3 separate regions of the Homo sapiens genome follow, and regions 1 and 2 are each linked to region 3. A link is a loop called in an ENCODE intact Hi-C map of the cell type or tissue named here. Cell type or tissue: endothelial cell of umbilical vein. All regions are shown on one strand. Each heading gives the region's core, and the rest is flanking DNA. Links, peaks and the distances in the headings are about the cores only.

The links. A loop is a pair of places that touch in the nucleus more often than their neighbours do. Peaks named below come from ENCODE experiments on the same cell type or tissue, not always from the same donor. Only the 100,000 strongest peaks of a DNase experiment are listed, where the experiment ranks them.
Region 1: it touches region 3 in a loop (2.6-fold over the local background); 5 of 110 quality-filtered maps call a loop at or near these places.
Region 2: a loop joins it to region 3, with 3 times the contacts of the local background. A loop is called at or near these places in 4 of 110 quality-filtered maps.

Annotation. Positions count from the first base shown.
Region 1 is chrX:37,918,229-37,926,285 of GRCh38, forward strand. It overlaps a transcript of SYTL5 not described here. Among named protein-coding and RNA genes, the nearest start is that of H2AP, 69 kb to the right of the region's middle. In endothelial cell of umbilical vein, for the core only: no CTCF peak of the experiment used is centred there; a DNase peak (open chromatin) is centred at 3,723.
Region 2 is chrX:38,171,995-38,180,051 of GRCh38, forward strand. SRPX (sushi repeat containing protein X-linked) reads right to left here. Exons shown (of 10, transcript NM_006307.5): 2 at 6,291-6,350; 3 at 2,166-2,357; 4 at 1-63. Among named protein-coding and RNA genes, the nearest start is that of SRPX, 45 kb to the right of the region's middle. In endothelial cell of umbilical vein, for the core only: a CTCF peak has its summit at 3,348 (motif pointing left); no DNase peak of the experiment used is centred there.
Region 3 is chrX:37,845,242-37,853,121 of GRCh38, forward strand. DYNLT3 (dynein light chain Tctex-type 3) reads right to left here and starts at 2,330. Exons shown (of 5, transcript NM_006520.3): 1 at 2,240-2,330; 2 at 1,076-1,117. The coding sequence starts at 2,269. RefSeq lists a silencer at 1,994-2,103. In endothelial cell of umbilical vein, for the core only: no CTCF peak of the experiment used is centred there; a DNase peak (open chromatin) is centred at 2,440; H3K4me3 peaks cover 1,138 bases; H3K27ac peaks cover 1,165 bases.

The sequences.
Region 1 (8,057 bases), core at 2,402-4,901, 74 kb after region 3:
AGTGGATATGAAGCACATAGAGGCTTGAAAAAGCATGTGCACACTTCTACTTCTGTTTTTGTTCCTCTGTCAACTTCAGGAAGATGACAAGAGCCAAAGCTAGCCTGCTGGAGGATGAGAGACATGTGGTACAGAGCCAAGTCATGAAAGTTACCCAAGCTGAAGCTATCTTGGATTGTCTAACAGCCACTTGATCTCCAGGCATTTAGGCAAGCTGAATTGCAGCTGACTATAGATATATTAGCAAACCCAGCCAAAATCAGCCAAGGCCAGGCCATCTGAACTCTGTAGATTTATGGGATAACTAAATGCTTATTTTTGTATGTCACTGAAATTATAGGGCTGTTGTGCATCATTTTATGGCAACAAATAACTGAGGATGGTACTTCAAGGAATTTCTGGGAGAGGCAGAGAACGTGGTTTGGATGCTACATGGCCAGAAGTACCAGTAATCACACTGCAGGATGTTTCTAGCAAACACTTTGCCCCTGCTGCCTCATGGTGCTCAGCATCTGTCATTCTGGAGAATAGCTATTAGAACCTTCACCAGTGCTCTCCAAATGAACTGAATGCCTTGAACTCACTGCTTGAAAGAATCACTGACATCCAGCACAAAGTTCACATTCTCATTCCAGTCATCCCGTGGATGCATCTGACTACTAGATTATAAACCACAATTAGAACTCTAGCTGCAAGGGAGTCTGGAAAGTGTGAGTGAGTGTGTGTGTGTGTGTGTGTGTGTTTAGCTTTCTAGCATCTGCAGTACAAGAAGGCCTGCTAGAAGGGGTTTGGAGAAAGTGTGAGTCATTCTCCAGTATCAGCCATGGAGGCATAGACAAAAGAACTCAACTTCCCGATCCCCTGAGTTTCTTCTATCTCTGCATAGAGATGGTCAAGGTGTTGACAGGACTTAGAATCCCGAGGGGAGGACCCCTGGACCCTTTGACTACTCTACACAGAACTTGACATGGCAGTTTTAGCTCTAGAAAAGCAGTTTCATTCTGATATTAATGACTAGGGGTACTCCTTGTTTTTCCTCCCTTGGCATTTGGCAAAGTGAGTAGCCAGGTGAAACAACACTTTATTCTAATTACGTTGGACACTATAAACAAGGAGTTTGACCTCATTTCACGTTCTCTAAAGCTGAGTAAAAGGTTATAGTAAAAACACTTAGAGAAGTATATTGTATATTCTTATATAGGGAGAATATAAAGGAAGAAAGAAATCTCTGTCTGCCCCATATTCATATGCCAATTCCCTTTGATCTAAGTATCCTAAATACCTAAAAGGTGATCATATTAGGCTGATACATTGTAAACTCACCCTTGCTCTTTAACCCTACTCCCACCACAAGCTAGAATGGTTGTCTGCAGTGTCTGGTCTGGGACACATGTCATTAACTGATTGATAGAAGACATTTCCACAAAACGAAAAGGCTTTGGATATAGATGTATTTATTTGTAAAGTGCCACTTGTAATATTGGCCACATGAAACCTTTATTTGTTCTCCTCTATTTTTCTTCTGAAGACCTTGTTCTAGCTAAATATTTGCTGAAACATTTTTGTAACCTTTTTGTGTTTTAACTTAATAGGCAAAGCCATGCTGTTGTTGACACTAAAAGCACGGAAAAGAATTACATTTGGGCAGTATTTTAAGGGGTGCTTTTAAATTAATCTGGGTGAGAAATTAAGTATACCTCGTATCTGTATAGATAATATCTGAATCCTTGACTGGTTACCAGTAAAAGTAGGAGAAAATCCACTGGAATATATATATGCTTCTGAAGAGCATATGGTCTGTGAACATTCCCAACAGTGGAACATGACCAGAGCATTTACTGGGAGGATCAAAAGATATTCTGATGTTGCCAGGATGCTATTTGGCCCATGTGGATTTGCGCATTCAATCAGTAGGTTTAATATCCTTTGTAATCAATGAAAAAATCTGAATAAGAAATAATAGTCCATTCAGCTCACAGGGAATTTGTGATAACCACTCATTATTATTGTTATTTCCTGAAGTAGTTTACCTTGTATTTTACCAAAAATATTTGGGACGAGGTCTGAAACTTCTGCTCACCAAGGTGCCAAACTGGCATCAAGACTTCAGGCCATGGAAAATCTACCTCCACAGATGGAGTCAAATCTGTGGAGGTAGCTTTTCCTCCTACACCTCTCACTGCAGCTCCCACTACTCCTCTCCCTGTAGAATCGTCTCCTCCAGCCAATTGGTAGAACTACTGGACTCTAGTGATATCATATACATTTCTATATTTTTTCTGTACCCTTTGCCATGCCTAGAGGACCTCCCTGGCTCTCTCTTGGCATCTATGATCTGCCTGGATGAGATCAAGATAAAACTTAGCCATAAATCCAGAATTCTTGTGGTTTGCTCAGCCTTTGCCCACCATTCTCTTCTCTGAACTTCTACCATGTTTATATCTAGCATCTAGGCTAGCCCTTCTGTGCCCCCAATATGTCTACTCATAGCTAAAATGTTAGTTTCTGGAGGATAGACCGATTTGCAATTCTGTGTATCCCCATTCCCTACATCAGTGCCATATGGATACAATAAATACTCAGTTGATGGAATATGATGCCTAGAACATCTAGCACAAAAACCACAATGTTTAAGGAGCAAAATTCCTTGCATTTACCTGGAGCTTCCTTCACAGGCCCACCTGACTACTGACTTCATTCTTATTCTTAAAAGGGTCACATGATCCCTTTCTTACAAAGGTCACATGATTATTTTACTGCTTCCCTCCAGTAATAGAGAGGAAAGGGCTCTGTATTGGTCTTTCATCTCAATTTTCTCCTTGTGCTTTCTGTGCATGAGGTGCCAAAGCAGTGTGGCCCTTGATCTACTCGCTTGACTGATTCTATTGTTTAATCGCCACAACAACCCTAAGAGTAAGTGCCATTATTATTCCAATTTGGAGATATGGAAACTGTCATGGAGAAGTTAAGTAACGTATTATCTCAAGCTATTAACTGGAGGAGCCAAGATTCAAACCAAGACATTACGGCTCCCAGGTCTGTGCTGTTAACTCCTATATGAAACTGTCTTTCCTGATGCCCAGGTATTCCATTAGATGATCCTTGAAACCTCAGAGTTTCTTGGGTCAGAAAGTTTAAGTAAACGGAAGAAATTACAGATCCGGGAACCTCTTCTGTTATTCTCATTGTGCTACCAAGAATCCCACAACATCCTCTTGGTGGAAGAAACAAATGATTAGGAATTTAGTATATGATATTCCCTCAAGGCTGCAAAATACAGTACTTCAGAATTATTCACATCATTAAGATCAAATCTGGTCTATAAGTAAATGCAGATTCAGGATGTGAATTCACACTAAGTAAAGTACAGTGGTTGGAATTCTGCTATTGCCACTTACCAGTTATAATATGGGTATGTTACTTTACCTCTTTTATCTGGCACTTAGTAAATACTAAATAAGTATTAACTACTATTTCTATACCACAATATTTCCCTGTTTCTCTAGCCATCTATGCTTCCTTACAACAAAGCACAGTGTAAAGCTCTTTGCCTCCACCTCATTGGATTAAATAAACAGGTCTGTAAATATAAGAGGGAACAATAATAGTGAAAAAATTGGATACTCAAGAAGTCTAGATGATCAGAGTGACTTTGTTTCTTTTGTTAATGAAAGGATGAGTTGGACGGAAAAGGAGTGAGTCACACTGACAACGAAATGCTACCAATTTAGGATTTGATTCATTATTTTATGACCGTTGCTTGTTTCCTGATGCTATTCATTGCTTATTCATTGGAGGAACAATAATCCCATTTTGGCTTTTGTGGTTTTATAGCTGAGACATCCACTTTGAAGCACATTAGCTACACCTCTCCCTCTCCCTACTACTTCATCACCATCTCAAACATCAGAAAATCAAATTTTGAAAATTGCCCAGAAGTATTGGGTGTACAAAAACATTGGTTTCTCCTTTGGAAGTTCTTCCTGTGAGGGTTTAAGCATGGGGATTTTATAGAGGAGATGAACATCAGGGATATTTGTGGCAATGTCACTTCCCTTCTCTTAAAATGGTGTTGGATGGAGAGCCTCCGAGGTAAAGATTCTCAAATTGTCTGCAGTTATAATGTCCAAATATTCGGGAGAAAATCCCATATGGCAAGCAATAAAACAAAATTATTATGACTTCCAGTTGATGATCCATTTTTAAAGGGATAGTTTGAAGTAATAAAGTAAGTAAATATTAGTCTAGGGAAAATGTGGATATACTTTATGAACTATTTAAATACAAACTATCTTTTCATTTTGTGCCATGACCTGAGACTACTCAATGAATTTTCCATATGTATACATTTGCTCTTACATGTGCCTTTTGGCAATGCCCTTTATTATCCTTGAAAACAAAGGCACCACTATAGTATAATTCAAATGTGTCTAGTTCTTCAGTCCTTAGAGATTGGTGGAGGGGCTGCATTACCTCTCCCTTTAATATAAACTAGGAACATGATTATTTGAGAATGTTGGGGGTCACTTTCCTCTCCCAGTAAGATTGAGGAACCCTGGGTATTTTTACGTGTGTCACAAGCTTAACGTGAATTTTCTCTTGTCCCCTCACTTAGTATCACATACATAACAGCTTTTCTTTCAGTCACCCCTGCTTCCTAGTAACTGGTTCTCCATGATACTACTACCTCTCTCTGACCCATTTCATCCCCAAACTGTGGAAAACAGCCTCTTTCTCAAAACCCAGCTAACAGAAAGTTGTCTTGTTTAAGGCTTGAGGATAATACCAGGGATTTACAATGCAGAAAGGAAATTTAAAACTTGGTATCAGATATATTGTGCTTTCCGTCCATTGGCCCTGCCCTTTTGCAGGGAGGCACACTGTCTTTACTCTCCTTATCTCTTGGCCTGCAGCCATGTTGCAGATGTCCACTTATTCCCCTGCTGTAAGAGTCATTCTTTTCATATCCTCAAATCTTTCTTTTCCTCTATGCCAGAAGAAGCAAAAGCTGTTTACAAATTGACCCTGGGCATAACAAAGACACTGTTCTACATTATTCTACAGAATCTGTTCATGGTTTCTCCACTAGTTTAGTCTTGAGTGTGTAGTAATCTCTCACCTGCTTGGTTACAAAGATGCCCTTAAGTAGTGTTTCCAAGAATGAAAGAAGTACTGTTTCATTTATTACTCTGAAGAGTAAAAATGACTACAGGTTCAAAAAGCATTTTTGATCCTCTAGTCCAGTGGTTTACAAAGGGGAAATATGACTATGGAATCTATAACAAATATAAACTTTATATATATATAAAGAATGGCATACATATACGTATATATATATATCTGTGTATATATATACAATTCTCAGATATATTCTCAAAAGGTTTAACTCCAAAGGTTAAAGGTCATGGAACTCATGTGCTTAGCAGTAGGAGGGGCTCCTTGTGTTAGAAAAACATCACTACCAACAACAACAATTAAGACTTTGCTTCAAAGAACACTGAAACCCACTTAGTCAATATTGTGAATTTCACCTGCAAATCCTGTTTCTAATTTGATTTAAGTGCTTATGATTTAACTCTTTATTAATTACCTTGGTAGAAGCAGGTGACATTCTTAGTTACCATAAGACTTTTCCCTAGTGTGTTGTTCAAAAAACATTGGTGTTATTTGAGGAAAGACTTAATAGTTAGTGACTTAATTCTAAGCTTCTGGGTTTATTTCATTCAGTTAAGTATTTAGGCATATGTTTAAGAGGTTCCCGCCAAGGTTCTGACACTCTACCAGACACCGAAGATGATTCAGACACAGATGCCACTCTCATAAAGCTTATATAACCTCTTGGGGAAAATTGACACAATATAAATAAATACAAAGTAGAAAGTTCTGCATGCCCTAAGGTAAGTCTAGATAAAAAGTAAATTTACATCACTTGGTATGCAAGGCAGTATAATTTCTCTGACTGGCACTTTCCAGTAGCTACGTAGGGCATCCAGCTTTAGCTTCACGACTTTGAATCCCATCAGTCATGGGTTCAAATCCTACCTCTGATACTTAACGACTATATGGTCTTGGGTTATTCACTTATTTTCACTGAACTTTAGTGTCCCCGTTTATACAGCAAGCTTACTAATACTTCAGAGGTTGATGATGAGGATTAAATGAGATAACATATATAGTATATAAAGTGTGTGGCACATAGTAGGTACCTGGAAGGTGGCTTCTCTTTTCCCATTGCTCCATAAACTGACCAAATAGATGTAAATACCTTAATGCGTGAATACTTATTGTATAGCTTATAGAAGAAGTAAGAAGTTACATCTTCCAATCTGAAGGCATAAAAATTTTATGAAATACTTGTAAGTTACTTTATCATGAAGCTTTCCCTGACTGCCCTATATAAAATAGCAAGAGTACTCCTAACCTCTTTTTTACTTCATTTTTCCCTACCACATATCTGAAATATTACATATTTATTGTTTCTATTAATTTTTGTTGATAAATATTAGTTATACATATACCCCAAAAGTTGTACATGTACCCAAAAGGAGTACATGTGGTATTTTGATACCTGTATACAATGTGTAATGATCAAATCAGGGTAATTGGGATATCCATCACCTAAACTATTTATCTTTTCTTTGTGTTGGGAACATTACAAATCTTCTCTTGCTGTTTTGAAATACATAATAAACTATTGTTAACTAGAATTTCCCTACTGTACTATCAAATGCTGGAACTTATTTTTTTTTATCTAAATGTCTGTTTGTATCCCTTAAGCAATCTCTCATTCCCCCTCCCCCTACCCTTCCCAGCCTCTGATACCACCATTCTACCTTTTATCTCCATGAGATTCACTTTTATAGTTCCCATATATGTGTGAAAATATGTGCTGTTTGTCTTCTGGCTTATTTCACTTAACGTGATGACTTTCAGTTCCATTCATGTTGATGTAAATGACAGAATTTCATTTAAATTTTTAATCTTTTCTAATCTTTTTATGGCCAAATAGTATTCTATTGTGTATATATACCACATTTTCTTTATTCATTTATCCATTGATGGACACTTGGGTTGATTCCATAACTTGGCCATTGTGGATAGTGCTGCAATAAACATGGGAGTGCAGATGTCGTTTTGATATACAGATTTCCTTTATTTTGGAAATATTACCAACACTGGGATTGCTGGAGCATATGATAGTTCTATTTTTATTGTTTGGAGGAAGCTGTTTACTGTTTTCTGTAGCAGCTCTGCTAGTTTCCATTCCCACCAACAGTGTATGGTGTTCCCTTTTTCTCTGCCAGCATTTTAAAATTACTCTTTTTAATAATAGCCATTCTAACTGGGATGAGATTGTATCTCATTTTGGTTTTGGTTTTAATTTTTTTATTTCCATAGGTTTTTGGGGAACAGGTGGTATTTGGTTACATGAGTAGGTTCTTTAGTGGTGATTTTTGAGGTTTTGGTTCACCCATCAGCCAAGCAGTATGCACTGAACCCAATGTGTAGTCTTTTATCCCTCACCCCCCTCTTCCCTTTCCCTCAAGTCCCCAAAGTCAATTATATCATTCTTATGCCTTTGCGTCCTCATAACTTAGCTCCTACTTATGAGTGAGAACATATGATATTTGGTTTTCCATTCCTGAATTACTTCACTTAGAATAATAGTCTCCAGTTTCATCGAGTTTTCTGTGAATGCCATTAATTATTTCCTTTTTATGGCTGAGTAGTATTCCATCATATATATATGTACCACAATTTCTTTATCCACTCGTTGATTGATGGGCATTTGGGCTGGTTCCATATTTTTGCAATTGTGAATTGTGATGCTATAAACATACCTGTGCATGTATCTTTTTCGTATAATGACTTATTTTCCTCTGGGTAGATACCCAGTAGTGGATCAAATGGTAGCTGGATCAAATGGTAGTTTTACTTTTAGTGCTTAGAGGAATCTCCATACTGTTTTGGTTTTGATTTGCACTTCCCTGACGATTAGTGATGTTGAGCATTTTTCATATACCTGTTTGCTATTTGTATATCTACTTTTGAGAAAC
Region 2 (8,057 bases), core at 2,402-4,901, 330 kb after region 3:
AGGCACCATCTACACACTTAAACCCTCCATTTGCTGGCATGGCAAGGGTAGGACATCGCTTTTCTGAAAATGAGAAAATCAGATATTCAGCATTTCTTAGTTTTTGTCTATAGAGTTTCATTTCAGAGTCTAGAAACTCTGAAAGCATGAGGTGAAAAGTTAATTTAAATATAAGAAGGCCAGGCGCAGTGGCTCACTCCTGTAATCCCAGCACTTTGGGAGGTCGAGGCAGGTGGATCACCTGACTTCGGGAGTTCGAGACCAGCCTGACCAACATGGAGAAACCCCATCTCTACTAAAAGTACAAAATTAGCCAGGCGTGGTGGCGCATGCCTGTAATCCCAGCTACTCGGGAGGCTACGGCAGGAGGATCGCTTGAACCCAGGAGGCAGAGGTTGCGGCGAGCTGAGATTGCGCCATTGCGCTCCAGCCTGGGCAACAAGAACACGACTTTGTATAAATAAATAAAACAAATGGAATTTAAGAAACAATGGATGGTTTTATGTCACACAGAAGACACAAAGTTTCCTGTCACACTGGCTTGGGTTGGCAACCCAGCTAAGCCACTATCTTAGGTTGAGCTCCCCAGAAGCAGATTCTGAGATACGGATTTATGTGCATGAGGTTTAGTAAGAAAGTGCTCCCAGGGAGACTAGTGAGGGGGTGAGGAAAGCAGAACAGGGAAGGGGAGAAATCCAGGCAAGATGAGATCTCAGGCAAAGTCAGCAGCAGCCTGATCCCATAGGGAAGCTCTGGAGTGTGAATGACAGCTCATTCTGTCCTGCCCCCAGGCAAGGAAGCTGGGCTTTCATAATTCTTTATCAGTCAGTCATTGGGCAGCTACAGGCTGCTCACAGGAGATGCTTTCTCTTGTGAAAAGAGAACGAGAGTGAGAGAGTGAGAGAGAGAGAGAGCGAGTGGGATCAGTCCTCTGAAGGAGCAGTCTTCTGAATAAGGTTGAAGTTCCAAGTCTTTAAGAGCAAAGTACTCAGAAGCTGGGTACTGGATACATACAACTAGTAAAAGGCATCGAGGAGATCTGGGTAGAGCAGATTGTCCACTACAGTCACCCAGTTGCAGAGTCTGCATAGTCTCGATGACATGGCTGCAGCCTTGAAACCTCAGTTTCCCTGACAATGAAGTTAACATAATGGCACCCATATTGATAGTGTTACTGTAAAAATCAAATGTATGTGAAATTCTTGGCAAACCATAAGCGCTCAAAAAGTGGTGGCTGTTTTGAATACCAAAGACATCTAAAATGTGCTTCAACAATGCTGTACCACTTGCAATTTTCCAAATGAGGTATGACTTGTCATGAAGCTAAAAGCCAGCCCCTGAAATGCTGCTCCTCTAAGCTTCTCCCTTGAGGCACACTCACTTTCATAAATAAGCATCACTTCTTCTGTGACTCTTTCCTGCCTCCCTAAGCCCCACTCCTTGGGAGAACACTTTTTTTTTCTTTTTTTTTAAGAGATGGAGTCTTGCTCTGTCACCCAGGTTGGAGTGCAGTGGCACAATCTCGGCTCACTACAACCTCCGCCTCCCGGGTTCTAGCAATTCTCCTGCCTCAGCCTCCTGAGTAGCTGGGATTACAGATGCACGCTGCCACACCCAGCTAATTTTTTGTATTTTAGTAGAGATGGGGTTTCACCGTGTTGCTCAGGCTGGTGTCGAACTCCTGAGCTCAGGCAACCCACCCGCCTCGGCCTCCCAAAGTGCTGGGATTACAGGCATGAGCCACTGCGCCCAGCCAGGAGAACTCTTCTTTAATCTGCTACCATATGTCCCTGACTTTGTACCCTTCTTGTACTTATCTCCCAGTTGACACCTCTGCCTTACTAAAGCCTCTTCATGGCAGGACCCATGTGCGTCTTATTTGTTTCTAAATCCCCAACACCTCTTCAGGATCCAGCACTAACTGAACAAATGTAACTCATTTTCTGAACAATGATCTTCTCTCCCCTTTTCTCAAACAGCTGATCATATCATTCTCTCTGAGAGGAGCCAACTCACTTCCACCATATCTTAGAATCCCCCTGGTGTCCCCCTGATCATAAGGAGAATTTTTCTCATCAATATTCAGTGAAAATCCTCAATCTCAGAGCAAAAGAACTTTGGCTCTGGTCATCCCTGAGGACCCAACACAGAGCTGGCCTACTCACGTTTGCAGATGACCTTGTCAGACCATCGTTTGTTTGACTGGCAGATCAGTAGGGAAGAGCCATGCAGCTCGTAGCCCTTCTGGCAGCGAATGTCGCACCTGGTTCCCAGGGCTGTTTTGTAGTATCCTCCTTGAGGGGCCCTGCAGTACACATCCCCATACTTCACCTTGATGGGGGAGCACCACGGGGTATCTACAAGTAGCAGAAACAAAAGAGGAGATAAATATGAAATGACACTTTCAGAAAATGTGTCCCCTTACTCTTACTGTCCCAGGCTGGCTACATTCCAAATTTTGGACCTTCAATTAGTGCCCCATGTTTTCTTAGGTGTCTCCGGGTAGGGAGGTTATGATCATGGGACTAAGTGTCAGATATATCTGAACATGAATCTGAGTTCCTCTATAACTGACTGTGTGATCTTAGACAAGTTAGCTAACCTCTCTGAGTCAATATCTATACTTATGCCATAGTGCTGTTACAAGGACGAAATAAAAATTGCATATCAAGCATCTAGCACAGTACCTAGCATATATGTTCAATAAATGCTTGTTCTTTTTAGTATTTCCCTTAACTAGATACATAAGATTTTTTATTTTTATTTTTTAGATAATTCTTTCAAGGGCAACTGATGTCATACATAGCGGTAGGGATTCAATAATTGGTTAATTTGGATTTCGTCTGAGCCGTATGCACATTCTCTCTAAAATGTTGTAATACTGGCATTAATCTAAATGATGCTACAATTTCCAGGTGTTTGTAACAAGATATAAATTTCGCTTAAAGTCACAGAACAATTGCTCTCCATAGAGAAGTGTCCCCAGTTATGCCCCATTTACGTAACAGGGTGACACCCTCCCCAGATGGCAAAGTTGCAGGTGTTTTGATTTTGGTCTCATAGTTGCCCAAAGCACAGCTGGGATGAAATGAATAAATCAGAACCTCCCTGCTGTGCTTTTGAAATGTTCTCTTTGAGATCCATAAAATATAAGGGCAACACTAGCTCCTTGGTGGATAAGTTCCTACAGCAGCCACTGCCCCATTGTCCCACAATTGATGGGGAACAGTGAGGAGTTCCCTAAAGCCTGCCGGGCTCTCAATGCCATGAATAGGAGCCACTTCCCTGCAACTGCCTGGCTCATCACTCCAACCCAGCACCTGAGCTGTCAGTGAGTGAGGTAAGACCGCCATCATGTGGCCAGGAAGGAGGACAGACCCTGTTTTACTTTCCCAGGAATTCTCTTCTGAGGATATGCCTCCAACTGCTTCTCAGTTACAAAAACCAACAGTTCTGGCCACGTCTTATGCATAGACCACTGTTTTAGTTTTGCCTTCACATTTCCTTCAGCTAATACTTTCTCTTTTTTTTTTCTTTTTTAGAAACAGGGTCTCACTCTGTCACCCAGGCTGGAGTGTAGTGGCATGATCATTGCTCACTGCAGTCTCGGCCTCCTAGGCTCAAGTGATCCTCCTGTCTCAGCTTCCCAAGTAGCTGGAACTACAGGCACGCACCACCGTCCCTGGTCTGGCTAATACTTTCGTCATATCATGTTTTGCAGACAGCTGCAAGTGAGCCCTAAACTCAAGACTCAAGTAATCTTCCCTGGACTTTCTAGGTAAAGGTGATGTCCTAAAGGCTTAACCTAGAGCTGATTAAATTTAACCATGTGGATATAAACGTGTAGGAGCTCACACAAGGCCTAAAGAACTTCCTTGAATAAATTTTCCTTCCTCTAAGGGTTTTAATATAATCTGTATGTACTACATATATTTGTGATATACAGTACTCCCCCTTTGCCCACGGGGGATATTGGATGCCTGAAGCCTTGGATAGTACCTAACGCTATATATACTGTTTGTTTCTTACACAAACATACCTATGATGAAGTTTAATTTATAAATTAGGCATGATAAAAGATTAACAACAACTAATAATAATATAGAACAATTATAACAATATACTGTAATGAAAGTTAGGTGAATGTACTGTCTCTCTCTCAAAATATCTAATATTTTGGGGCTGCGGTTGACTGAAGGTAAATGGAACCTTGGAAAGTGAAACCGCAGATAAGGGGGAACTAATGTATGTATATATATGACCTGCATACTCATACATCACAAACTCACTCAATTAATATGAATATATGATGGTATTCCAAGCAAAAGAATCAAAAGCCATGCTTGCCACATACCAGGAGCACCGTAAATGTTGGTTACATTTAATTTTCTTTCTTATTTTACTTTAATTCAAAAACACTTACTCTGTGCTGGACATTGTGCAGGGGCCTCAGGATCTAAAACTAAACCCTCACTTAATAATGGCTTGTCTCTAGCTTTTAAAATTAAAAAAACTTGGCCAGGTGCAGTGGCTCACGCCTGTAATCCCAGCACTTTGGGAGGCCAAGGTGGGTGGATCACCTGAGGTTAGGAGTTCGAGACCAGCCTGGCCAACATAGTGAAACCCCTGTCTGTACTAAAAATGCAACATTAGCTGGGTGTGGTGGCGTGTGCCTGTAGTCCCAGCTACCTGGGAGGCTAAGATAGGAGAATCGCTTGAACCTGGGAGGCGGATGTTACAGTGAGCCAAGATCACGCCACTGCACTACAGCCTGGGTGACAGGGTGAGACTCCATCTCAAAAAATAATAATAAAAATAAATAAAACTTAAATTTTATTGTATGAAGCGCACAACATGATGCTTTGATATACTTATACATACTGAAATGATTGCTACCAGTAAGCAATTTAACTGACAATAGAAACAATGCCCTAAGAAAATTTATTCTTAAACATTCAGGGTAAGTTCTAGGGCAAGCACACATTTTGGCCATCTGGTCTACCTGTCACATTTGCAATGCTGTGAGGTGAAGATGGATGTGAAGAACAAGGACCTGAGGGCACTAGGCAACCCCTGCTGTAGATGTGAAGGGTCATCTGTGCATGCATGTGTTTTAGGAAGATTTTTCAACAAGGGACTCAAAGAAAAAAAAATCTAAACCCATAAATAGTTAAGAAGTTTTGCGAATTAGAACCTTTCCTTACCCCAAGCATCTGATTAACGTATTTGTGCTTTGCTTGATTGGTTAATTCCTGAGGCTATGGAGATAGAAACTATAGGTAGGAATGAGTATTTGCATTCAGATCTCACAAAAAAATGTGGTATGTGATGGGAAGCACACCTGCACATAAGCACCAGGCACCAGTCATTATATTGGAAATATTGTTCACTTGTGTAGAAAACAACTGAAGGACATCTCCAGTCAAAAGTTGTCCAGTCCTACCCTGATTCTCCTGTATCTGAGACACATCACAACAAACAAGGGCCATGTCCTCATCCCAGGAATTAGGACAAATTTCCAGGGCAAAATGCCGCAGTGAAACTTTGTTAACCATTTTTTTTTTTTTTTCAAATTCTTCCTCCACTGTAAGAGGAACTAGATTCAGAGAGAAAGCATCTCTAAATTTACCTTCATTTCTCCCAGGTTTCCCTAAGCTTCAGAGAAATGTTTCACCAGTAGAAATATTTGTGGACATACTTACCTGAGTCTGGACAGAAGGTTCTTGTTTAGGCTTTTTATACGTGCTGGGGAGTGGATTGCTGGGAATATGTAGAGATGGAGTTCTTTATCATTAAGTTTCATTTGAGCAACATACTTTAACATACCGTTTCAGAAGCCATGCTGGGCTCAGAAAGAGCACGATGAAATGAGCTTATGAAAATCAAGTTTTCTCCTTCCCCATTCATCTTAGTACATTATCAGCACTTGGTCCAGATTTGACCTTAGGTGGTTTACTCTGGATGATTCTGGCTGTAATGTATGAATTAGGCTTGATTTTCACTTTCATCAGCTACAGCTGCCTTTGCAGAAGTGAGGACAGTAAAGAAACTTATGAGAATAAAATGACCATTGGGATGCTGAAAGACAGCATTTCAGAGATTTCCAATGCATTTTGCTTTATTTCCTTTTTTAAAAAAGGGAGTATATATATATATTTTTTTTTCCTTGATAGATAATTAGAACTTAAATGTGTTGTCTGGTCACTTTATTACAATCTGTTTCACAAGGCAAAAAGGAAAGTTCTCCTGGCACCAGCAGGTCCTCATTAGCACATAAGCAAAGCATTCACCTTTATATCTAGGGTGTGAATACCCGACTTCATCGTCTTCTAGTGGTGAGTCTCCCGATCCTACAATAAAAAAGAACAGAAACTGCAGCAAGAAAAGCCACATAGTATGGACGCATATTTCAAAGCATTCCTTTGCCACAGACCATGCAGGAGGTGCTATTAGAATGCAGAGCCAAGAGCAAAAGCTTCTGTGGCCATTCATGAAGGAACAAACAGGAGATCTCTCAGAGTGAAACCGGCTGAGCTGAGATTGCCAAAAACCAAGCAAAATGAGCCTCAAACTGTTTTGGAATCACCATATGCCAAGTGAAATTCTGGAATAGGGAAACAGAGAGAGTCAACTTCACTCTGAGAAGATGCCAATGTATATGAATCTCATGCCAGGGGAGATGCAATAAAATGTGTGCATCAGACACAGTCCACAGTTTCCCCAGCAGTCAAAGAAAACCCAGTAGAACTGGGTGTTTATGGTACCTGAAAACAGGTCCATCTTGTGAAATAAATTTAAATGCAAGATAAGGAGGTAAATCAAATGTCTTATCTTGACAAAAGAAACACAAAGTTGCTTCTATATACAGCATTTGTAGGAAATGAAGGCTGAAATAGACTATCTGTGTGCTTATTTAGAACCTCTCATGAACGTATGGCTCAAGTAAAATTTCTTTTTTTTTTTTTTTTTTTGAGACGGAGTCTCACTCTGTTGCTAGGCTGGAGTGCAATGGTGTGATTTTGGCTCACCGCAACCTCCGCCTCTTGGGTTCAAGGGATTCTCCTGCCTCGGCCTCCTGAATAGCTGGAATTACAGGCATGTGCCACCATGCCTGGCTAATTTTGTATTTTTAGTAGAGACGGGATTTCTCCATGTTGGTCAGGCTGGTCGCGAACTCCCGACCTCAGATGATCTGCCCGCCTCGGCCTCACAAAGTGCTGGGATTACAGGCGTGAGCCACCGTGCCCAGCCAGTAAAATTTCTTAATGAGCGTTGCTACCAATAAAAACCACGGCCTCAGAGAGAACGTCTGTGTATTATTTTAATTTAACTCATTTGCAAGCTGGAGCTGAATGGTTTTTAAAATATTAAATATTGAATTCCAGTGAGCAGTAAATCCTTAATCCTTGAAGTGGTAGCAGATGCCAAACTTCAAAACTGTAATCTTAAATTCAGAGAACTTCCCTCCAGACTTCACAGTCTAATTAATGACTCGAGTTAGCTCTGTCTTGGTCACGCATTTAGTTGTAGTTACTTGCCACCATAACAGACAAGAACATCCTCCACTGTGAGGTTATTCAAATCCCCATGCAGCTAATGAGTAATGGTCCCTGTTCCACTTGTGTTCTGGATGAGAGATGTAGAGTGTGGAAACTGAAAGTGGAGAGGAGATGAGGGCTGGACTGTGTTCATTAGGAAAAGACCCGCAACTACAGAAGCCCAATTCTGTATTTTCCTTTGCTGCAGATTTCCTCACCTTGTCTCTGCACACCCAGATGTGTACAAAATTACAAACTATTCATCATTGCATATAAAAAAATGAGCACTGGAACCAGACACAGTGGCTCATGCCTGTAATCTCAGAAACTAGGGAGGCTGAGTGGGAGAATTACTTGAGCCCAGGAGTTCAAAAAACAGCCTGGATAACATAGTGAGAACCCATCTCAAAAACAAAACAAAACAAAAAACAATGAAAACCAGGAAACCTACCTAACAACATGAATCAAAGGCCTATGCTCAAACCCTTTGATCAAGTCATTCCACTTCTAGGAATCTAC
Region 3 (7,880 bases), core at 986-3,485:
TAATTCTGAAGTATTCAAATATGGCAGGATTTTCAGGTGCCTGTCTATTCCTCTCAGACCTTGAGTTAATTCTAGCTGTGTAAGGCCAGACCTGGGTGTCAAAAAATACCTTTCCCACACTGTGGTCTGTATGTGATACCTCTAAAATAATGAACGGTCCCCTGCCAGAATTAATTCCCAAAGGTAATTTCTTTTCTATTTGCCTAAAAGGAGTTTCAAATATTTTTCTTAAAATTTTGATTCACTATCATATCAATGCTTAAAATATGTTAAATGATCATTTTTTCCAATTATATTGGGCAAAAAAGTGTACATGCCCAAAGGCAGATATTTCTAGGGCTTTTGTTATCTATTTTATACAATATACATATATATTATACATATACTTTACATTATAAAAGTTGACGTGTGTACATATATATGCGTACATATACTTTATAGCATTAACATTTAAAATAATGTTTGCTTTCTGGAATAAAAGTTATTTTATCCAAAAGACAGGGCATCAATTTTAAACCAGTTTTCTAGACTAAGAAAATCCTTAAGCATCTCTTTCAGAATAAGCCTCAAGATGCTGATAGCACACAACAAAATATAGAAGGACCCCTATAAAGAGTTAGTGGATAAATATTTAAAATCTTGTTCTTGGCCGGGTGTGGTGGTTCACGCCTGCAATCCCAGCACTTTGGGAGGCCAAGGCGGGTGGATCACCGGAGGTCAGGAATTCGAAACCAGCCTGACCAATAAGGTGAAACCCCGTCTCTACTAAAAATACAAAAATTGGATGGGTGTGGTGGCGGGCGCCTGTAGACCCAGCTACTCGGGAGGCTGAGACAGGAGAATTGCTTGAACCCAGGAGGTGGAGGTTGCAGTGAGCTGAGATCACACCACTGTTCTCCAGCATGGGTGACAGAGCGAGACTCCATCTCAAAAAACAATAAAATAAAATAAAACAAAACAAAATATTCTTCTTTTAACAGTAAGGTTTCTAAGTTTGTGCTGAAACTCAAAATATAGCTTTTAAAAATCTCCACCAGTGCAGCAAGCTTCAAGAGAAACAAAATGTATGACTCACCTCTTTGACAATATTGTGGGCTTCCTCAGCATTGAAGCCAACCTAAAGGGAAAACAAAAGGTAAAGCTGCTTTCAACACAGGCTTACAAGTATGACGCTACACAGAATATCCTAGGCTGGCCTAGACAGGTGTTAAAGTGTTAAAGGGCATCAGGTCTACAGAAGGGGCCAATCTTGCCCCTAAACACTTAAAAATACTGAATGCTTTCCCTACCTACCTCCCGTGAGGTCTGGGGCAGAGCCTGCAAGTCTACATTTTTTTTTAAAAAAGTGCTTTATACTGGTGATTCTAATGAACATCCTAGATTAAGAATCATTGTATTGTAAAACGTAGGAAATAAGCAAGAGGTGACTATGAGGATGTTATGTGTCATAAGAATATAGAAATGGTTTCAGCTAAGTGAGAGAATGAAGTGGTCCATATGAAGAGAATGCTTAGTAGACTATTTTCAATTTTGTTTTTAACTTATGCTAGGCAAAAATTTCTAGGCAAAAATTCCTTTCCCAAATTAAAGATTATGAAAATACTTGATAACTCAAGATTAATATCACTTTAGTACTATAAAGTGGTCTGACAACTTAGTCTTTTCTTTGGAGTCCCCATCAATAACAGGGAGATAACAACTGACATCATGGGTTTCTGGTGAGGGTTGGGAAAGCCTGAGTCAGTAAGCAAGGGCTCGTAATCCATAAAGCACCTCCTTGCCTAATCCTGGCAAGCATTACCGGGAGCGGGAATGGCAGTGCCACCAGGACCCCGAGACTCCGAGCCATGGGGGCTGCAGCACCCGCGCTGAGGAAGCCAAGGGACGGAGGCAGCAGCGGGAAGACCCGTTTTCGAGGCCCGCCCGGTAGGAGGGCGGCGCCCGTCACCCCATGCCCACTCCTCGCACCCAAGTCAGGCCTCGTCCTCCCAACCCTGCCCCGACCCCACCGTCTGATCCGCGCGCTCCTGGCCACCCCTCCCACCCCGAATCTCAGGACTTTGGGGTGGGGAGAACGGGTCGGGCGGGGCGGATCCCGGGCCCAGGGGAGAGGACCCGGGCTCGGAGGACGCCGCACCCCAACTCTTGGGACCGCCCTCGCTGGGAGACCACCCGGCAAGAGCCCCGCGCAGAGGAAGGCGGGAGTGGGGGGCGCTCCCAGGTAGCCAAGGGGCGGTACCTCGTCGCAGTGGCGATGGTACTCCTCCATGGTAGCGCCGGCTCTCCCTGGGGCGGAGCGACACGCCGGTAGAGCACCGCGGCCGCGCACTGGCCTCCGGGGAGGCCCCACCCCCGTTTATGGCCTAGGGCCTTTCCCTACGCAATCCCCGCCTTTGTGTCGCAGTGGCGTCACCTGGCAGCGCTGGGCGGGCTTCGGGCAACGCCAGGCGTCACTTCAGGCCACGCACTTTTTCCTCGCTTCCTCTGCCCTTTCTGGAAACAAGGGATGAATGTAAAGAACTGGGAATGGCGCCAGTGTGGATCAGATGGGGTGACCTAGTGGCAGTTAGTCTAGACTCCGCACTAGTGGTTGAGTGCCCACTGCTGTGATTACTTGCACGTATTTGTTCATTCACCATCATGTGGCACATAAATGTAGTTAATTTCGTGGTAAACCAGCCACTTTGATTTGTCCACTTACTAGCTATGTTACTTGGAAAAATTCACCTCCCACAGCTTCAGTTTTCTCATATGGAAACTTACCATCATACCTATTTCACTACTGGTTGTAAGGATCTGATGAGAAGCTGTATACACGGCTCCTAAAGTAGATGCTTCTCAACAAGAGAACAATGACTACATTTTAAAATAAATGTAGTAATTTTAAATTAGTAATTTTAAAATAAATGTAGTAATTTTAAATTAGTAATTTTAAAATAAATTACTAATTTCCAGATGATCCTAGACACTTCCTCAAAACCTCACAATAAGTCAGAGGAGTTAGTTCTTCCATCACTGCTTTTATCAAGATGAAACTGAGGTATAGAGAATTTAATTTGCCCAAGGTCATACAGCCAGTAGGGTGTAGAAAAGGGACTTGAGCTCAAGTAGTCTGATAGCAGAGCCCAAGCTCTTAACCACTGTATTACTTTCCTATTGCTACTGTAACAAATTACCGTAAATGTAGTGCCTTAAAGAAACACAGTCCTGTTCTCTTACAGTTCTGTTACCAGTGTAGGGTGTCCAGGTTCTTGGCTCTTTGAACAAAGAATTGGACAAAACGCACAAACAAAGCAAGGAAAGAATGAAGCAACAAAAGCAGAGATTTATTGAAAACGAAAGTACACTCTACAGGGTGGGAGCGGGCAGAGAAGCCGCTCAAGGGCCGGGATCCAGAATCTTCTCTGGTCCAAATACCCCCTAGAGATTTCCCATTGGCCACTTGGTGTGCACCCCATGTAAATGAAGTAGTGGCCCACAATCAGAGGCTGAAGTTACAAAGGCCACACTCCTATGCAAACGTCTGATTGGTTGCAAGAAAGCAACCATCAGAGGCTAAAGTGAAGTTACAAAGTTGCACTTCTATTCAAACAAAGATTTGGCCCATAATCAGTTTGATTGGTTGCAGACAGCAACCAATCAGAGGCTGAAGTGAAGTTACAAAGTTCCACTCCTGTGCAAATGTCTGATTGGTTGCTTTTTGCTCTTTGGTTGCAAAAAGCAACCAATCAGAGGTACTTTAAATTTCCCATCTGCCCTGCAGAAAAGGTGGGGATTTGCAAAGGGAATAGCCTCTGGTCCTTTTGTTACTTAGGCATGGAAGGTATGGAAGGTTAGGGTTTTCCTTTTTTTTTTTTTTTTGAGACGGAGTTTCACTCTTGCTGCCCAGGCCGGAGTGCAATGGCGCGATCTCGGCTCACCCACGGCAACCTCCGCCTCTCGGGTTCAAGCGATTCTCCTGCCTCAGCCTTCTGAGTAGCTGAGATTACAGGCATGCACCACCACGCCCAGCTAATTTTGTATTTTTAGTAGAGACGGGGTTTCTCCATGTTGGTCAGGTTGGTTTCGAACTCCCGACTTCATCGACCTCAAGTGATCTGCCTGCCTCAGCCTCCCAAAGTGCTGGGATTACAGGCGTGAGCCACTGTGCCTGGCCAGGGTTTTCCTTTCAATTTAGTTCTATGAAGTAAGCGTGAAACAGTTTTAAGTTCCCTGCCTCCTGACCCTATTCTCCTGCCTCAGTTCTGGAGGTCAGAAGTCTAAAATGGGCCCATAGAGCTGCATGCCTTCTGGAGGCTCCAAGACAGACTCTGTTTCTTTGCCTTTTCCAGCTTCTAGAGATTGCCTGCATTCCTTGGCTCATGACCCCTTCCTCCAAATTCAAAGCCAGTAGTATCTTTTCTCCTCTCTCGCTTCTGCTTCAAAGGAAGTGTGAGGCATCTCTATAAACGAGAGATGTATGACTCTTGCCCTCCTGTTTCCCTCTCAAGACCCTTAACTTAATCACATATGCCATGTGTCTTTTGCACTCTGTATCATATTCACAGATTCTCAGAATTCAGATGTGGACAAATTTGAGGGGGAGCATTATTCAGCCAACCACAACACTTTTCTATTTTGCTCCCCAGAATCAAAGTTGGAAACCATTAGTCTTCTAGTCCATCTCCCTTATTTTACAAGTAAAACTGAAGCTGAGAAGATAAAGTAACTTCTACAGGGCACATAGGTGTTAACTGGACTCCTGGGCTTCTGAACCTCAGGCTCTTATTTTATGAACTTAGAACCAAACAAGGCTGTTTACTTGATAGTATGGTGTTTGTTATTGGTTCTCCTAAGTTGTGGATCATGCAGGGTTACTGCAGAAAAGTGACTGTAATTCATAGAGGAAGCACATCCTCTTTCAAGAATTTTTTTTACCAAAGTTTTCATCCTATGAGCAACTCCGGCAGTCTATTCATGAGAAGGATTCGTAGTGTCTTTGTGAACATCAGTTTTATTTCCCTAAAGAACTGTTTCTATGCCTGGGTGGGTTAAACCCTGAAGTTACCTAATCTTAATACTGCAAGAGCTACACCAGCACATCTCAAGTTTGTGTTATGTGATCATTCATGATGCATATAAAGTGAGATGAAGAAGTGTTGTTCCAGTTACCATTCCTGTGTAATAAATTACCCCAGAATTTAGCAGCTTATTTACTATATTATGCTCATGGATTCGTTTAGTCAGAAATTTGAACAAGGCACAGCAGAAATAATTTGCCTCTGCTCTGTGATGTCTGGGGCCTCAGGTGGGGAGACTCAAAGACTGGAGGAAATTCAATGGTGGGGACCAGAATCATCTGAAGACTTGTTCATTCACATGTCTGATATCTGGGCTTGGATGAATAAAATATTAGCACTTCCAACTGGAGCAACAACACATGGCCCCACCGAGTGGATTGGCTTCTTACCATCATGGCAACCTTAGGGTAGCCAGATCTTTTACATGGCAACTCAAGGCTCCAAGCATGAGGGTTCCATCGAGCATGGCAGAAGATATGTCACCTTTTATCACCTAGTGTCACGAGTTACACAGCAGCCCTTCTACCATACTCTAATCATTGAAACATTCACTCAGATTCAAGGGGAGGGGACACATAATCCACTTCTCAATGGGAGAAGTGTCAAATAATTTGGGGCTCATGCTTTAAAACTACAAGTGGGTTTATTAACTAGCATCCTGTGGTTGCAAGTAACAGAAGACCCAAATAGGATGAGCTGAAATAATGGCATTTATTTTTTTATATAACCAGACTGATATGGTTTGGATCTGTCCCCAGCAAATCTCATGTTGAATTGTAATCCCCAGTGTTGGAGGTGGAGCCTGGTGGGAGGTGATTGGATCATGGAGGCAGATTTCTCATGATGGGTAGCACCATCCCCTCAGTGCTGTTCTTGTGAGAGTAAGTGAGTGAGTTATTATGAGATCTGGCTGCTTAAAAGTGTGTAGCACCTCCCTCCTCTCTCTCTTCTTCCTGTTCTAGCCATGTAATATGTGCCTGCTTCCCCTTCACCTTCCACCATGATTGTAAGTTTCCTGAGGCCTCCCCAGAAGCAGGAGTCACTCTGCTTCCTGTGCAGCTTGCAGAACCACGAGCCAACTAAGCCTCTTTACTTCATAAATTATCCAGTCTCAGGTATTTCTCATTGCTGTAAAGCAATGAGAGAATAGACTAATACACAGACATACAGAGGCAGAGATATTCCAGGTTCGTTTAGTTGCTCAACAAATTTTGGGGCTTCTGTGCTTTTCATCTTTCCATGCCAATATCCTCAGCATGTCAGCAACATTTAGCCTCATGGTCATACACGGCTGCATTAGTTCTGGTATCGCTAGGAACAAAGATATCACGTTCAGTGACTAAGATGAGCATTTTCTGGGGTTGATCGGATTTTCTTAGGAAAGAAAATCTTTATTTCAAGTCCTCAGGAGTTTTCTCCTCAGGTTCCAGTGGCCAAGATTGGGCCACGTGACTCCCCACCGGGCAAAACATATGGGACAACAAATGTTTGTTTTTTCATTCTGTATGGTGAAAAGTGAGTTCTGCCAGCAAGAAAAAAAAAATTGATATAAAGTAAATGTTGGTAGGTCAGTCCTTTCCAAACTTTTCCATGCTATGGCCCACATAGAGGATAATACTTACATGGTACATTGAGGTAAACTGGAGGGGCTTGGTGGGCATCTGTATGGGGCTTGGTGAAAAAATATTTTCATTACTTTATATAATTATATGAAAAAATAAAATAGAAAGGGTGTTAAAATTGAATTTTTTAAAGCTTCCAAATAAAACCTCTTTCAATGCTTTAGTGAGACCCTCAATCTTGGTTTCACCCATATAATATTTTATATCTGGCTCTACGCATTGAACAGCCATAAGCAATTCCTGTTAATGAGTTTTTAATAATTAATTTTCCCTAAATATGAATAAATTATATTGTCTAGAAAGGTTTGCCATAGAAGCAGCTGATAAAAAACATTTGGACCCACTTTACAAACCACTAAAATTATATTTAAAGACTTCTGTAATGGTAGACTATGTAATTAGGACCATCTCTTTCACTGATAATTACAAAGGTTGGACAAAATATAATAGACATTTGCTCAAGGGAATTGGATTTTTTAACAAGATAGGGAAGAATTATGGATCTAAGACATAGAATAATGAAACCCAGAAAGATGAGCATGGCATTTGGGATAACTTTTTACCTCGAGGTGAGAAGATGTTAAGCCTTTTGCTTATGGGCCAAGGGGTAAAATAATCAGACTGCATGTCCTGCCAAGGAAGATGATTCTGGTAAACAGTCTTGCTTTGGGTTGAAACCCCATGGATTAAACCCTGGGAGTGAAACACTCAAACTTGATCTTGCAGACTGAATCTCAGTTTTAAATTACCCAAACCCCTAAAATTGAATTAAGGTGATCCGGAATTGCTAATGCCTCTAGCCAACTTCTAGAAGCCAATGTAAATTCTCTCTGAAGGAAGAAAACATTATCTTAGGTCTCAAATCAGACATATGATTTTTTGCATACATCAAGTGGACAATAAAATATAACTAGACACATAACGAGACAAAACAACATTATCTTAAATCAAAAGACAATGGAAACAGCCCAATCAGGGATGAAGATGATGGAGTTATCAGAAATAGACTTTAAAATAACTATGCTTACTATATTAAAAGAGATAAAAGACAGGGTTGAGAATTTCATCCAATAACTTGAAATTATAAAAAGTATACAAATGGAATTTCTAGAAGTAGAAAATACAGTAACCAATTTTTTAAAAAGAACAAAGAATCGATTCTATAGTGGTTCCTACAAAGCTGAAGATTAAGTGAAGC